2 separate regions of the Homo sapiens genome follow, and region 1 is linked to region 2. Evidence: read pairs that join two places in POLR2A ChIA-PET (ENCODE). Cell type or tissue: MCF 10A. All regions are shown on one strand. Links, peaks and the distances in the headings refer to the core of each region. The heading gives the core; the rest is flanking DNA. Region 1 has its middle 20 kb from the start of TMC7. Region 2 overlaps ITPRIPL2 (ITPRIP like 2).

What was found. ChIA-PET counts read pairs that join two places held together with the same protein. Peaks named below come from ENCODE experiments on the same cell type or tissue, not always from the same donor. Only the 100,000 strongest peaks of a DNase experiment are listed, where the experiment ranks them.
Region 1: POLR2A ChIA-PET joins it to region 2 with 11 read pairs; 3 of 35 experiments call an interaction of 5 or more read pairs at or near these places.

Annotation. Positions count from the first base shown.
Region 1 is chr16:18,957,035-18,970,096 of GRCh38, reverse strand. No RefSeq gene overlaps it. Among named protein-coding and RNA genes, the nearest start is that of TMC7, 20 kb to the left of the region's middle. In MCF 10A, for the core only: no CTCF peak of the experiment used is centred there; DNase peaks (open chromatin) are centred at 7,496 and 8,126.
Region 2 is chr16:19,115,523-19,118,022 of GRCh38, reverse strand. It overlaps ITPRIPL2 (ITPRIP like 2), which reads right to left. Exons shown (of 1, transcript NM_001034841.4): 1 at 1-2,500. The coding sequence ends at 1,954. Among named protein-coding and RNA genes, the nearest start is that of ITPRIPL2, 2.8 kb to the right of the region's middle. In MCF 10A, for the core only: no CTCF peak of the experiment used is centred there; DNase peaks (open chromatin) are centred at 732 and 1,132.

The DNA of each region.
Region 1 (13,062 bases), core at 6,323-8,822, 150 kb after region 2:
AACTGGCTCATGGGATCAGGTTTCTTATGAACATGAATAGAGGCTATTCTACTCTTATGAATAGAAGATGGTTATCTTCTATTTCTTCCTGTGGGGTCTTAAAGATATTTTGGAGTAGCCGGGTGCTGTGGCTCATGCCTCTAATCCCAACACATTGGGAGGCCAAGGCAGATGAATCACTTGAGGCCAGGAGTTCGAGACCAGCCTGGCAAACATGGCGAAACCCTGTCTCTACCAAAAATACAAAAATTAGCTGGTGTGGTGGCGGGTTCTTGTAATCCCAGCTACTCAGGAGGCTGAGACAGGAGAATCGCTTGTACTCCAGAGGCGGATGTTGCAGTGAGCCGAGATCATGCCACTGCATTCCAGCCTAGGCAACAGAGTGAAACGCTTTCTCAAAAAAATAAAATAAAATCATAATCATAATCATAATTAATGTTATAATTTTAATTTAAAAAATCACTTCATCTATATAGCTCTTCCTGCACCCCTAAGTAGCACATGCTGAGTCAGGCTTTGCAGTTTAAATGTGAATTAATTTGCAGATCCACACTGTTGTGGCTGAAGCCACCCCCTTCTCTGATGGGGAACAAAGCACAATTGCCAGACCTTCCACACGTGGCCACCAGAGGGCGCGCCGAAGTAGCCAAACTCGCTAAGGAACAGGGCGGTCCCCAGGGAACCATCCCGAACCAAAAGCCGTTTTATTTTCCAAAGGCTGACAGGGGGGGCCCCCGCGGGGTGTTCACACTCTATCTCCTCCTAAGTAAACAAACTTAATTGCTATTTAATTTCTTCCAAATTGCATCAACAGTCAAAAAGAAATTACTCCACTTGCCCTTTGCATTTTTTTGCAGTAGGCTCCTAGTAATCTGGACAATTTAATGAAGTCGTTTGCAGGGAAGCAATTGGATTTCAATGCCTCTCTCCCTGGTGCTCGCCCTGTCATTTCTGCCCAGTTGTGATTTGCCGTGAATCTCTCAACATATCAATGCATCATTTTGCCTTTGTGGTCTGATGACAAATAACATTTTCAGATCTGGGTATATAAATATGTCTCTGTAGCCATTGCGATTCACTTTTTCATGTACAAAAGATAGAAAATAGCTTTTCTCCCATTCAGGTCCTTCCTCCCTTCATCCCTCACATTGGGTTTTACTGTTGACTGTTGACTTTCTGCCCACTTCATCCTTTGGTCTCATTGTGTTCTGGGGAAGACAGAAATGAATAACACCTGGCCCCCCTTTCATTCTTCAGGTTAGCATAGTTCTAGGCACTGGAAAAGGAGTGAACAAGAATCCCTATCATATTCACAATCACCAAGAGGTAGCATCAATCCAAATGTTCATCAAAGAATGAATGAATGGCCGGGCACGGTAGCTCACGCCTGTAATCCCAACACTTTGGGAATCAAGGTGGGTGGATCGCAAGGTCAGGAGTTCGAGACCAACCTGGCCAATATGGTGAAACTCCGCCTTTACTTAAAAAAATACATAAATTAGTCAGGCATGGTGGCATGCACCTGTAATTCCAGCTATTTGGGAGGCTGAGGCAGGAGAATTGCTTGAACCCGGGAGGCGGAGGTTGCAGTGAGCCGAGATCATGCCACTGCACTCCAGCCTGGGTGACAGAGCAACAAGACTCTGTCTCAAAAAAAAAGAGAATGGAAAAATGAGCCTGGTGCAGTGGCTCACGCCTGTAATCCCAGCAATTTGGGAGGCCAAGGCAGGAGGACCATTTGAGATCAGGAGTTGGAGACCAGCCTGGCCAACATGGCGAAACCACATCTCTAATAAAAATACAAAAATTAGGCCGGGCGCAGTGGCTCACGCTTGTAATCCCAGCACTTTGGGAGGCTGAGACAGGCGGATCGCCTGAGGTCGGGAGTTCAAAACCAACCTGACCAACATGGAGAAACCCTGTCTCTACTAAAAATACAAAATTAGCCAGGCGTAGTGGTGCATGTCTGTAATCCCAGCTACTTGGGAGGCTGAGGCAGGAGAATCACCTGAACCCAGGAGGCGGAGATTGCGGTGAGCTGAGATCACACCATTGCACTCCAGCCTGGGCAACAAGAGTGAAACTCCGTCTCAAAAGAAAAAAGATAAAATAAATTTTAAAAATACAAAAATTAGCCAGGTGTGGTGGCTCACACCTGTAATCCCAGCTACTTGGGAGGCTGAGGCAAGAGAATCACTTGAACTGGTGAGGCAGAGGTTTCAGTGAGCCGAGATTGCACCATTGCACTCCAGCCTAGCAACAGAGCAAGACTCTGTCTCAAAAAATAAATAAGTAAATGAACAAAATGTGGGTTATTTGTGCAACGGAACATTATTCAGCCATAAAAAAGAGGCCAGGCATGATGGCTCATGCCTGTAATCTCAGCACTTTGGGAGGCCAAGGCAGGCAGATCACCTGAGGTAGGGAGTTGGAGATCAGCCTGACCAGCATGGAGAAACTCCATCTCTACTAAAAATACAAAAATTAGCCAGATGTGGTGGTGTGCACCTGTAATCCCAGCTACTTGGGTGGCTGAGGCAGGAGAATTGCTTGAACCCGGGAGGCAGAGGTTGTGGTGAGCCGAGATCGCACCATTGCACTCTAGCCTGGGCAACAAGAGCAAAACTTCATCTCAAAAATAAATAAATAAATAAATAAAGTGCTGCTACATGCTATAATGTAGATGAACCACAAAAGCTTTAATGCTAAGTGAAAGAAGGTAGACACAAAAAGTCGCAAATTGGGTGATTTCATTTATATGAAATGTCCAGAATAGGCAAATCCACAGACAGAGAATAGATTGGTGGTTGCCAGTGGAGGTGGAGGGGAGAATGGAGAATGGCTGCTTAATGGGTATGAGGTCTTCTTTGGGGTGATGAAAACATTTTGGAGCTAGATAGAGGTGATGACTGTTTGACATTGTGAATGTCCTGAATTGTACAGTTTATGTAATGTGAATTTCACCTCAGTTAAAAAGAAAAGAAAAAATTCCTGCCCTTATGGGTGCAGTAGCATGATCACAGCTCAATGCAGCCTCCAACTGCTGGACTCAAGCAATCCTCTGGCCTCAGGCTCCTGAGTAGCTGGGATTGCAGGTACACACCGTAACACCTGGTTAATTTTTTTAAGATGGGGGCTGGCTCTGTCACCTAGGCTGGAGTGCAGTAATGCAATCTTGACTCAGTGCAGCCTCGTCCCATCTCAGCCTCCCAAGTAGCTGCGACTACAAGTGCGTGTCACCATGTCTGGCCAATTTTTAAATGTTTTATAGAGATGGGGTCTCGCTGTATTGTCCAGGATGGTCTCAAACTCCTGGGCTCGAGTGATTCTGCCAAGGTGCTGGGATTACAGGAATAAGCCACCATGCCTGGCCCCTAGAGTTTGTATCCTAAAGTGGGAGTTGGGGGTGGGGGTGGGAATGGGGAGACGGACAAATAAATTGTTTCGCTCTAGTGTGGAAACTGCCCTGGCAGACACATACTAAGGGAGACACATACTAAGGGACTAAATTCCAGGTGGCAATATTGTACTGCAGAAGTTTCCCAGAAATTGGCAGAGCACGGTAGCTTACGTCTGTAATCCCAGCACTTTGCGGGGCTAAGGTGGGCCGATCACTTAAGGTCAGGAGTTCGAGACCAGCCTGTCCAACATGGTGAAACCCTGTCTCTACTAAAAATACAAAAATTAGCCAGGTGTGGTGGCCTCTAATCCCAGCTACACAGGAGGCTGAGGCAGGAGAATTGCTTGAACCTGGGAGGTGGAGGTTGCAGTGAGCCAAGATTGCACCACTACACTCCAGCCTGGGCGACAGGGCGAGACTCTGTCTCAAAAAAAAGAAAAAGTGGCCAGGCACAGTGGCTCACGTCTGTAATCCCAGCACTTTGGGAGGCCAAGTTGGGCGGATCACGAGGTCAGGAGTTCGAGACTATCCTGGCTAACACAGTGAAACCCTGTCTCTACTAAAAATACAAAAAATTAGCCAGGCGTGGTGGCGGGTGCCTGTAGTCCCAGCTACTCAGGAGGCTGAGGCAGGAGAATGGCATGAACCCGGGAGGCGGAGCTTGCAGTGAGCCGAGATCGCATCACTGCACTCCAGCCTGGACGACAGAGCGAGACTCCATCTCAAAAAAAAAAGAAAAAATAAAAAGAAGTTTCCCAGCAGTCCCAGGGGTTGAGTCCCAGCCCTGGCTGTGTGAGCAAGTCATATATTTGTATTAATTTATACACATGAGATACCTTCAATCTGCAGAGATGCAGGATGTCCCCGGGTCTTTCTGTTCTTTCTGATGTGTCCATCTCTGTCTATTTTCAAAGTCTTAAATCCTGTCCGCATTTCAACCAGTCGCAACCTGACAACTGTGTTGAGTGATGTGACTTTGGGATTTACGAGAAGCAGAAGGGCCTTTTTAATCTGCAGGATGCAAAGACAGGAAACGGGATGCTCACAGACCAGAGCCCTTGGCTTTTACATAACAGTTCTCATCTGCCTTGTTTTTGCTGTTTGTTTGTTTGTTTGTTTGTTTGTTTGTCTGTTTGTTTTGAGACGGAGTTTCACTCTTTTTCCCCAGGCTGGAGTGCAATGGCGCAATCTCGGCTCACTGCAACCTCCATCTCCCGGGTTCAAGTGATTCTCTTGCCTCAGCCTCCTGAGTAGCTGGGATTACAGGCGTGAGCCACCGCACCCGGCCTGCTTTGTGTTTGTTTTGTTTTGCTTTTTGAGACAGGGTCTCTGTTGTTGTCCAGACTGGAGTCCAGTGGCGCAATCTTGGCTCACTGCAGCCTCAGTTTCCCAGGTTCAAGAGACCCTTCTGCCTCATCCTCCTGAGTAGCTGAAATGACAGGCACGTGCCACCACACCCAGCTAATTTTTTTTTTTTTTTGAGACGGTGTTTCGCTCTTGTTGCCCAGGCTGGAGTGCAATGGCGCAATCTCAGCTCACCGCAACCTCCGTCTCCTGGGTTCAAGTGATTCTCCTGCTTCAGCCTTCCAAGTAGCTGGGATTACAGGTGCCCCTCCAAGGCCTGGCAATTTTTTTTTTTTTTTGTATTTTTAGTAGAGATGGAGTTTCTCCATGTTGGTCAGGCTGGTCTCGAACTCCTGACCTCAGATGATCCACCCACCTCGGCCTCTCAAAGTGCTAGGATTACAGGCGTGAGCCACCGTGCCCGGCCCACACCCAGCTAATTTTTTAATTTTTTCTTTTTTTTTTTATTGAGACAGAGTCTTACTATGTTGCCCAGGCTGGTCTCCAACTCCTGGGCTCAAGAGAGCTTCCTGCCTCAGCCTCCCAATGTGCTGGGATTACAGGCAAGAGCCAATACACCTAACCTGGTTTTTGCTTCTTTATGGGACTTCGGAGCATTGGTCTGAATGACCAGACCATGAATCTCAGGCCAGAGCTGATACTGAGAAGCTAATAAAGAAACTTGCCATTCTTAGTGGCACTGCAGATGTGTCAGCCAAACCCTACCCACAGATGTTCACCCCTAGAAAAATAGGGATCAGCTGGGCATGGTGGCTCACGCCTGTAATCCCAGCACTTTCAGAGGACGAGGCAGGTGGATCACCCGAGGTCAGGAGTTCGAGACCAGCCTGGCCAACATGGTGAAACCCCGTCTCTACTAAAAATACAAGATTAGCCAGGCGTGGTGGCACATGCCTGTAATCCCAGCTACTTGGGAGGCTGAGGCTGGAGAATAGCTTGAACCCAGGAGGTGGAGGTTACGGTGAGGCGAGATCACGCCATTGCACTCCAGGCTGGGCAACAAGAGTGACGCTCCATCTCAAAAAAAAAAAAAAAAGAAGAAAAGAAAAACATAGAATGTACAACACCAAGAGTGAACCCTAATGTAAACGATTACCTATAATTAATAATAATGTATCAATTTGGTTCATCAATTTTAACAGGTGTGCCACACCAATGCAAGATGTCAATAATGGGGAAACTAAAGGAAGGGGGGTGAAAGTAATATCTGGGAACTTCCTGGACTTTCTGCTCAATTGTCTGTAAACCTGCTGTTTCTGTAAAATTGCTCTTTTTAAAGTCTGCTATTTAAAAAACAATAGTATAATTCAGCTTGAAAAATAAAGGTAAAGGCTGGGCACGGTGATCACGCCTGTAATCCCAGCAATTTGGGAGGCAGAGGCGGGCGGATTACCTGAGGTCAGGAGTTCCAGACCAACCTGACCAACATAGGGAATCCCCATCTCTACTAAAAATACAAAATTAGCTGGGCCTTGTGGCGCATGCCTGTAATCCCAGCTATTTGGGAGGCTGAGGCAGGAGAATCGCTTGAACCCAGGAGGCAGAGGTTGCAGTGAGCCGAGATCACACCATGGCACTTCAGCCTGGGCAACAAGAGCAAAACTCCATCTAAAAATAAATAAATAAATACAAATAAATAAAGGTAAATAAATCAAGAAGAGGCCAGGTGCAGTGGCTCATGCCTGTAATCTCAGCACTTTGGAAGCCCGAGGCCGGCAGAATACTTGAGTCCAGGAGTTACCACCCTGGACAACATAGTGAATGCCGTCTCTACAAAACAAAACAAAACAAAACAAAACAAAACAAAACAAACAAACATATATATATACGTATATATGTGTATATATACGTATATATGTACATATACGTGTATATATGTATATATACATGTATATATGTATATATGTATATATATGTGTATATATACATATATAAATACGTGTATATATATGTATATATATACATATATATATAAAATTGGCTGCGCCCAGGGTCTCACTCCTGTAATCCCAGCACTTTGGGAGGCTGAAGCAAGAGGATCACTGGAGCTCAGGGATTTGAGACCAGCAACATAGTGAGACCCCATCTCTAGAAAATATAAAAAACCAGTTTGGCATGGTGGTGCACAGCTACTTGGGAGTCTGAGACGGGAGGATCACTTGAGCCTCGGAGGTTGAGGCTGCAGTGAACCACGATCACACCACTGTACTCCATCCTGGGTGACAGAGTGGGACCCTGCCTCAAACAAACAAAGCAGTGAAAGGAATGTAAAGACATCCTCCAAAATTCTCATTTTCTCATTATGATGCTTCAATGCTTTTATCCAACTATTAAATATCAAATTATTTCTAAATAATTTGGGGGTCTCCCCTGTTTTGCTACTGGCCCTAAACTCTATTGGGTAATCCAGCCCTGATACAGCTCATTTCCTTAGCAAACATTTATTTGCTCAACGAATATTTACATGTTGATATTTGCCAAGTGCCAAGCATTCTAAGAAGACAAAAGTTACCTAAAAAAAAATAATTTTATATATATATATATATATATATATATATATATATATATATATATGCCTTCAAAGAATTTACACGAGGGGTCAGGGAAATGACAAGCAAATTTCATTCTTGTAAAAACGAGCCCAGAGCCATCAGTACGTGGGGGATTAAGTGGCTTCACCACAAAGACACAGACTTGCTGGGACTTGAAGAGAAGCTCGTCTGCCAAGTAGGTGAGGGAAAGAGGAAAGGAATGCCTGGCAGAGTACAGCTGGGTGAGCGGGGTGTGCCCTCGAGTTCTGGGAGCTAGGTGTCACCCTGCTTGGGCAGGCTGGATCTGTAGTTAGAGGTGGAAAAGTGGGCAGAGACCAGATCTGGGGGCTTCCAAAAAGCTCCTTCTTAGCCGGGTGCAGTGGCTGACGCCTGTAATCCCAGCACTTTGGGAGGCCGAGGCAGGCAGATCACTTGAGGTCAGGAGTTGGAGACCAGCCTGACCAACATGGTGAAACCCTGTCTCTACTAAAAAAACAAAAATTGCTCAGGCTTGGTGACGGGCACCTGTAATCACAGCTACTCAGGAGACTGAGGCATGAGAATCTCTTGAACCTGGGAAAGGGAGGTAGCAGTGAGGCGAGATCATGCCACCACACTCCAGACTGGGTGACAGACTGAGACTCTGTCTCAAAAAAAACGAAAGCCTCTTCTCATAAGTTTACTCTACGTGAAGGTAACCGAGATGCTCTTAGGCAAGGGAGGCTCCTGGTCAGAAATAAGTTGTTTGGGAACACGAAATGTCCCCTGGCAGCTTTGGAGGAGGCCGGACTGAAGGCAACTGGACCAGATCCAGGGCTATTGCTGCAAGGAAGGCGTGACCCAGAAAAGGAGCAGAGGAAGGCATGGATTTGCCAGAACATGGAGGTGGAACCGACAGGACTTACTGATTGATCATAGGTCCGGGAGCATGAGAAGGAGGAGGCAGGCTGATTCCCAGGTTCTAGATGGTCACTGGGAGGATCCTGGGTCAGGAAACCAGGCAAGGAGCTGCAGGAGGGAAGAAGGAGATGACCATTAGGTCTGGGACCCACTGAGTCCCAGGGCCTGTGGATGTCCAGGTAGAGATGGCGAGTCAGCCACTGTGTGGGCAGAACTGGAGTTCTAGAGAGAGGATGGGTGAGAATAAAAGCAGGGACTGTGCTGTGGGTTTGAGTGTCCAGGCAGGAGACAATGGAAGGACTGCAGCAGTGAGATCACCTTTGCAAAAATTATGACAGGGAGAAAAATCTGATATAGTTGATTCCATCTTGCTCCTTTTTTTTGTATACAATTTTTTTTTTTAATTAACTGGACATGGTGGCACACCAATAGTCCCAGCTACCTAGGAGTTCAAGGATGCAGTGAACTGTGATCACACCACTGCACTCCATCCTGGGTGACAGACTGAGACCCTGTCTCAAAAAAAAAGAATAAAAGTAAAAATAAAAAATAAAAAGAGCCTGCACCCTCCATCTCTCTCTTGCTTTCTCTCTCTCCATGTAATCTCTGCACACAGGAGCTCCCCTTTCCCTTCCACCATGAGTAGAAGAAGCCTGAGGCTCTCACCAAATGGCTAGTCTTCCAGCCAGCACAATCATGAGCCAAATACGCTCTTTTCTTTACAAATTACCAGTCTCAGGTATTCCTTTATAGCAACACAAACAGACTAAGACATTCCTGTACAGAAAGTCTGCCAACTGCTGATCTAGGAAAACTGACTGTGGCATCTGCTCCCTTAACCACTGCCCTAGACTGCCTCTGGGGCCCTCAGCTAGCAGTGATGATAAATGCTGGTGTGTTTTGACCCTCCAACAAGATGCATCCTTTGGAGAGAAGGGACATGACCCTTCTTAGGTACAGTTTTTTTTGTTTTTGTTTTTTGTTTGTTTGTTTGTTTTGAGATGGAGTTTTGCTCTTGTTGCCCAGGCTGGAGTGCAATGACACAATCTCAGTTCACCACAACCTCTGCTTCCTGGGTTCAAGCAATTCTCCTGCCTTAGCCTCCTGAGTAGCTGGGATTACAGGCATGCGCCACCATGCCTGGCTAATTTTTTTTTTTTTAGATGGAGTCTCGCTCTGTCGCCCAGGCTGGAGTGCCGTGGCAAATCTCAGCTCACTGCTATCTCTGCCTCCCGGGTTCAAGTGATTCTCCTGCCTCAGCCTCCCAAGTAGCTGGGACTACAGGCACGTGCCACCATGCCTGGCTAATTTTTGGTATTTTTAGTAGAGATGGGGTTTCCCCATGTTAGTCATGATGGTCTTGATCTCCTGACCTCGTGATCCACCGCCTCGGCTTCCCAAAGTGCTGGGATTACAGGCGTGAGCCACCGCACCCAGCCTTAGGTACAGTTTTTATAGTAATATATTTGGATTTTATTAATGAACATTTGTCTCAAGAACTAAACAGTAATGTAACAGCTAAAATGTGATGCATAGAAGACAATATAGGAGTAAATCTTTGTAACTTTGGGTGAAGCAAAGCCGTCTTAGATATGACACCAAAACACAAATGACAAAAGAAAAAAATAGGGCTGGGTGCAAGTGGCTCGTGCCTGTAATTCCAGCACTTTGGGAGTCTTGCTTGAGCCCAAGGAGTTTGAGACCAGCCTGGGCAACATGGCAAAACAAATCTCTACAAAAAATACAAAAATTAGCCAAGCACGGTGGCATGCACCTGTAGTCCCAGCTACTAGGAAGGCTGAGTGAGAAGGATCACTTTAGCCAAGGAGGTTGAGATACAGTGAGCCGTGATTGCACCACTGCACTACAGCCTGGGTAACAGAGCAGGACCCTGTCCCAGAAAAGATAAGAAAAAAAAATTGATAAATTGGACTAAAAAAAGTAGTGATGCTGGGCATGGTGGCTCACACATGTAATCCCAGCACTTTGGGAGGCCAAGGCGAGCGGATCACGAGGTCAGCAGATAGAGACCATCCTGGCTAACATGGTGAAACCCTGTCTCTACTAAAAATACAAAAAATTAGCCGGGCGTGGTGGCGGGCACCTGTAGTCTTAGCTATTCGGGAGGCTGAAGCAGGAGAATCGCTTGAACCCGGGAGGCAGAGGTTACAGGAAGCCAAGATTGCGCCACTGCACTCAAGCCTGGTCAACAAAGCAAGACTCCTTCTCAAAAAAAAAAAAAAAAGTAGAGATGTCTAGGCCTCACCCTCAGAAATCCAGATTTAAATGAGTTGCAGCAGAATTCAAGCATCTGTATATTTCTAAAACCTTCACATTGATTCCAAGTATAGCACCCACTGCCTCTTTTGGCAAATTACATGTATTTATCCCTGGATTACTGCACACACTTCCTGATGGATGGTAGATTTTGAGCTGCTCTCAGTCTGAAAGTCAACTCACTTAATCTGTTCCTGTGCCTGCCACAAAGCTGAGCTGTTGACTATAAATAGCCACAAAAGACTGGAGTTTGTTCTCTTGTTCATGAACCCTTCTAAGTGTTAGATACTGTCATCCAAAGACCACCAAGATGACTAAGTAACAGGAGAGTTGTATTTGGTGACATCAGTTCACAAACCAGGAAGAGACAGTCTCCTGAATGTGTGGAAGCTGCTCTCTCTTTGACGGGAGAAAGGGCAGGCTGGGTTTTATGCCTTACAGGGCCTGTATTACACAATGGAATCATACATATTCAGCAGGTTTGGGGAAAAGACTACGCATATTTATGAGGGGAATTAAGTACATGCACAATGGGTAAACATATGTGTAACATACATCCCATGTTCACATTGGGGTGGGGTTTTAGCAATAAAATGAGGTGGAATTTGGCTCTCTGTGTCAAAAGGTGAGCTATAGGACACAAAGACAGTTTGTGTGCAGTCTCTATAAGCCGGCTGAAACTGCTTAAGGTCTGCAGTTGCTCATCAGAAGACAATGTCTATAAGGTCAGTCCTCTGTCCAATCAGAGTTGTAGCAGTCTGGGTATAAATCAAAGTTAGGAGGGGTATGATAATTTGCCTTGACATCTCCTATTGTGAGGGAGCTTAGCAAGAGTGTAGTTATTCTTGCAGCCATAGGAATTTAGGAATTTAGGAAGGAATTCATGCCAGCCAATACCTAAACCCGTGACCTGTAGGTAATTTTTGTTTCCTTAACCTTAAAGTCCATCTTTTTTTTTTTTTTTCTTAGATGGAGTCTTGCTCTGTCACCCAGGCTGGAGTGCAGTGGCACAATCTCAGCTCACTGCAACCTCCACCTCCTGAATTCACGCCACATGCCATTCTCCTGCTTCAGCCTCCTGTAGCTGGGATTACAGGCACGCCCCACCATGCCCAGCTAATTTTTGTATTTTTAGTAGGGACGGGTTTTCCCCATGTTGGTCAGGCTGGTCTCAAACTCCTGACCTCGGGATCTGCCCGCCTCGCCTCCTAAAGTGCTGGGATTACAGGCGTGAGCCACTGCACCCGGCAGGGTCCATCTTAATCAAGAGGAGTCTGTTTTGGGCTCTCAGATGACAACACAAACACTTCCTCTTGTCTGGACTGAGACAAGATCCTAATAACTACTTGCCCACAAGATGGGAACACAGCAGGAACCAGCTGTGGGGATTTGGAAAACAGTCCAACAGCAATTTTTTCCACACAGCACACTATTCTGTTCAGAATCTTGAACCTGGCTATAGTTAAGGGAGCCGCACCCACAGATATAAGCCAACTACCTAACTCAGAGATCTTCAGTAGCTTCTCTTGGCCTTCACCATGGTCTGCGTAGCCTGGTTCATTGCAGCAGTCAGGGCTCAATGCAGAAATACTATGAGCTATGGGATAAGAGAGTTACTCTAGGAATTAGACCTTACAGAATCATAGGAGAAGCTGGGGAAGGGACAGACTAGGAGGAAAGTTGGAGGCTCAGAGGAGGTACTGGCCAGTCCATCTGAGTAGCCAGGCACATTTAGTCACTGAAAGAGGATGGCCAAGGGAACGCTCTATGGTAACCTGTGCCTGTATGTAGCTACTACCACCAAGCACCTGGTGGTGGGCCTGGGGCTGTGTTGGTCATCAGGGTCAGAAGTCAGGAGAAGAGCTAGATGCAGAGGACAGCAAGGACAAACTGGAGCCCACAGGTATCTGTGTCTATTGCCACATCTAACCACAGTGGCCTTGGGGGATGGCTGCTGCTCACTTGCACCTGCCTCTTTCAGCCAAGTCTAACTGTGGCTAGAATCCCTGAAGACATAATTTCAAGCTAGAGTCTCCCTCTGTCACCCAGGCTGGAGTGCAGTGGCATGATCTCGGCACACTGCAACCTCTGCCTCCCACGTTCAAGTGATCTTTGTGCCTCAGCCTCACAAGTGCTGGCCACCATGCCCATGTTTTTTGTTTGTTTGTTTTTTTGAGATGGAGTGTTGCTCTGTTGCCCAGGCTGGAGTACAATGGCGCGATCTCGGCTCACTGCAACCTCTGTCACCCGAGTTCAAGCGATTCTCCTGCCTCAGCCTCCCAAGCAGTTGAGATTACAGGCACACACCACCATGCCCAGCTAATTTTTGTATTTTTAGTAGAGATGGGGTTTCTCTGGGTTGGTCAGGTTGGTCTTGAACTCCTGACCTCAGGTGATCTGCCCGCCTCGGCTCCCAAACTGTTGGGATTACAGGCGTGAGCCACCGTGCCTGGCCAAAACTTTTTTATTTTTTGAGAGAGAGAAAGAGAGAATTTTACTCTGTCAACAAGGCTAGAGTGCATTGGCACAATCACAGCACACCATGGCCTCAACCTCTTGGGCTCAAGTAATCCTCCCACCTCAGCCTCC
Region 2 (2,500 bases), core at 1-2,500:
TTTTAAAAAATACCGTGCAGTTTCTATCTTTGCATAAAGTTAGCAGACTGACTTCTTTGCACAATGCAGTACCTTATGACCCAACATTGACCTCAAAAGCTAGGAATGACCTTTGCGGGGAACTGTCCCCAAGACAACCTCAAAGAGACAGCACAACATTTGCAGCTGTTTCTCTTTCAGCCCAAGGTCGCAAAGGATATAAGAAGCCAATGCAGCTTGGAGGAGAAGGATTCCTGTAAATCACTCACTATGATTTCCCACAGCAGGCAAGTGGATCCCCTAAAGAAAGAAGGCTTATAGAGTTCCCTCAAAAGAGCTCAGAACTTCAACAATGATTCTATTCACATAGGCATTTCTGTCTTCCAAATTTTAGCTTTAAGAGTCTGAGGAAGTACATGTTTTTATTTAGAAAACAAAAAAATCCCAATTTGTAACACTTGGACTGGCTGCATTTCCAATCAGGCAAGCAGATGAGGGGCCATGCTGAACTTAAACTGCAATTGAGGACTGTTATAAATTTGGGAGAACAAGGAAGAATTCCAGGACCGGCTCCTCCCAGCTGCAAAATACACCCAACCTGGTGATACTGACACCTAAAGAGAAAAGAGACAGACTGCCGTCAAGGGCTGTCTCCCTTGCTCTTTTCCTAATTTGTCTCCTCTGCCCACGACCAGGGAGTAACTGATCTTCAAGCACAGAGCCCAAGATACTGAACTATAAGTGAAATGTTTTGCAAGACCTGTGCTGAATCAACAGGTCTCTTGGACCACGTAAGACTGCCTGGACAAGGAAGAACCATCAATGGTTAGAGACCCAGCACAAACCACATGCTAAGCAGCAGGCATTTCCTCTTCATTAGCTCATTAAGCTCAGAAAGAAATCTCTTTGTGAAGGAGTTTGCTAAAAACCTTAAAACAAAAAAGTTTTCTGTCTCCAGCCAGCAGCCAGCCTTGGAGAAACACCTTTACAGGCAAAGCCTAAAACACATCTTTCTCCAAAGCCAACATGTTTTATGCCTTCACCAGTGTTGTCTTGAATATGTATTTGGTTGCTACTTTGGTTCCAGACATCTCTGGCTGGTAGTAGGTAGTTTAATGAATGGATGTTGACGGACAGGTACATATCCCAGCTTGTGGCCTGCGGCGATGTTAGTTAGGCAAGCATGCTGGCTGCTTTTCAAGGTTGTACATTTAATAATAAATATAACTGGCTTCCCTTTCAGATGCAATGCTTGGTGCTAGCAATTACCACAAAATGAGTGAATTGATCAATATAAAGTGCTATTTTCTCTGGAAGCTTCTCTAACCAACTCTCGATTGCCTTTCCATCTATGTGACTTAACTTGTTGACAATCTTGTCAAACACCTGTGATTGCACCATTTTAAAAATACATTAATATTAATTTGAACAGTGGAAATTATGTTCCTCTAAACATTAGCCCCTAAAATAGAACTTCAATTCCAGTTGCAAATAAAGATTCAGATTTTTCTTTTTAAAGACAATCAGGAACCCAGTACCTAGCAAGTAATTGTGTCAAAAACTTTAGTGTTTTGTTTTGTTTTTTTTTAATTTGGGCAGAGAGATCTGTGTCTAAAAACCGACAGAAGGAACTTTCCCTGCAGCTAGTTCTTGCTTCTTCTACTGGACTTCTCTAAAAGCCACATCCTTCTACAGAATCCGTCTACACAGAACAATATTTGAACCAATTCTTGGGTCTCCTGTTGGATGTCTTCCCATGGTTTGCCCAGGACACTCTAGTGGGTGTGAAGATGTCATATTATACTGGACTGTGAAGCGAGAAGGTGATATTTAAGCCACTAAAGCTTGTGGCAGCCACCAAATTTTCCAATGCCTTCTGCAATCTTGCATTTAACTGGCTTCACCGCCATTCCCACCCCCACCCAGTGGGAAAGGCTTTAGGAGCATTTGGTCAGGTGGGGGTGCTGTCAGGGTTTACGGTTCACCTTCAAGGAAGCCCTGGGTGCGCTGACTCCGGGGTGGGGGGCACCTGGCAAGGTAGCGGGGACCCCCGTAGGCCCGGAGAAGCTGGGGCAGCCTTTGCCACGTGGACAGCAACCGCGCTGCTGCAAGTTCCCGGGCGTGCCCGTCGAAAGCGGCCAGGAGGTCAACTGGGGCGGCTTCCCTCAGTGCCTTGGGCAGGGGACCCACCTCGGCAGCCGCCCCACCAGGGCCCAGGACGCAGTGGAAGAGCGTATGGCGTCGCAGCAGGCAGTCCCTAAGGAACTGCACCAACTCCTCCAAACACCTTCCCAGGTGCTCCTCGTCCCAGCCTTGCCCAGGGGCCCCCTTGCGCAGCAGCACTGCCAGCAGCACTGTCTTGAGCACATATGAGGATAGGATGCGTCCCCACTGGGTGGCGGCCGCTGAGTCCAGCCCACGGGCCCCCAGATCGCGCAGAGCCTTAAGCAACTGCAGGCACTTGAGGTAGCAGGCACCTGGAGCTGCCCGTTCCTGCAGCCAACTCAGCAGCTTCTGCTCC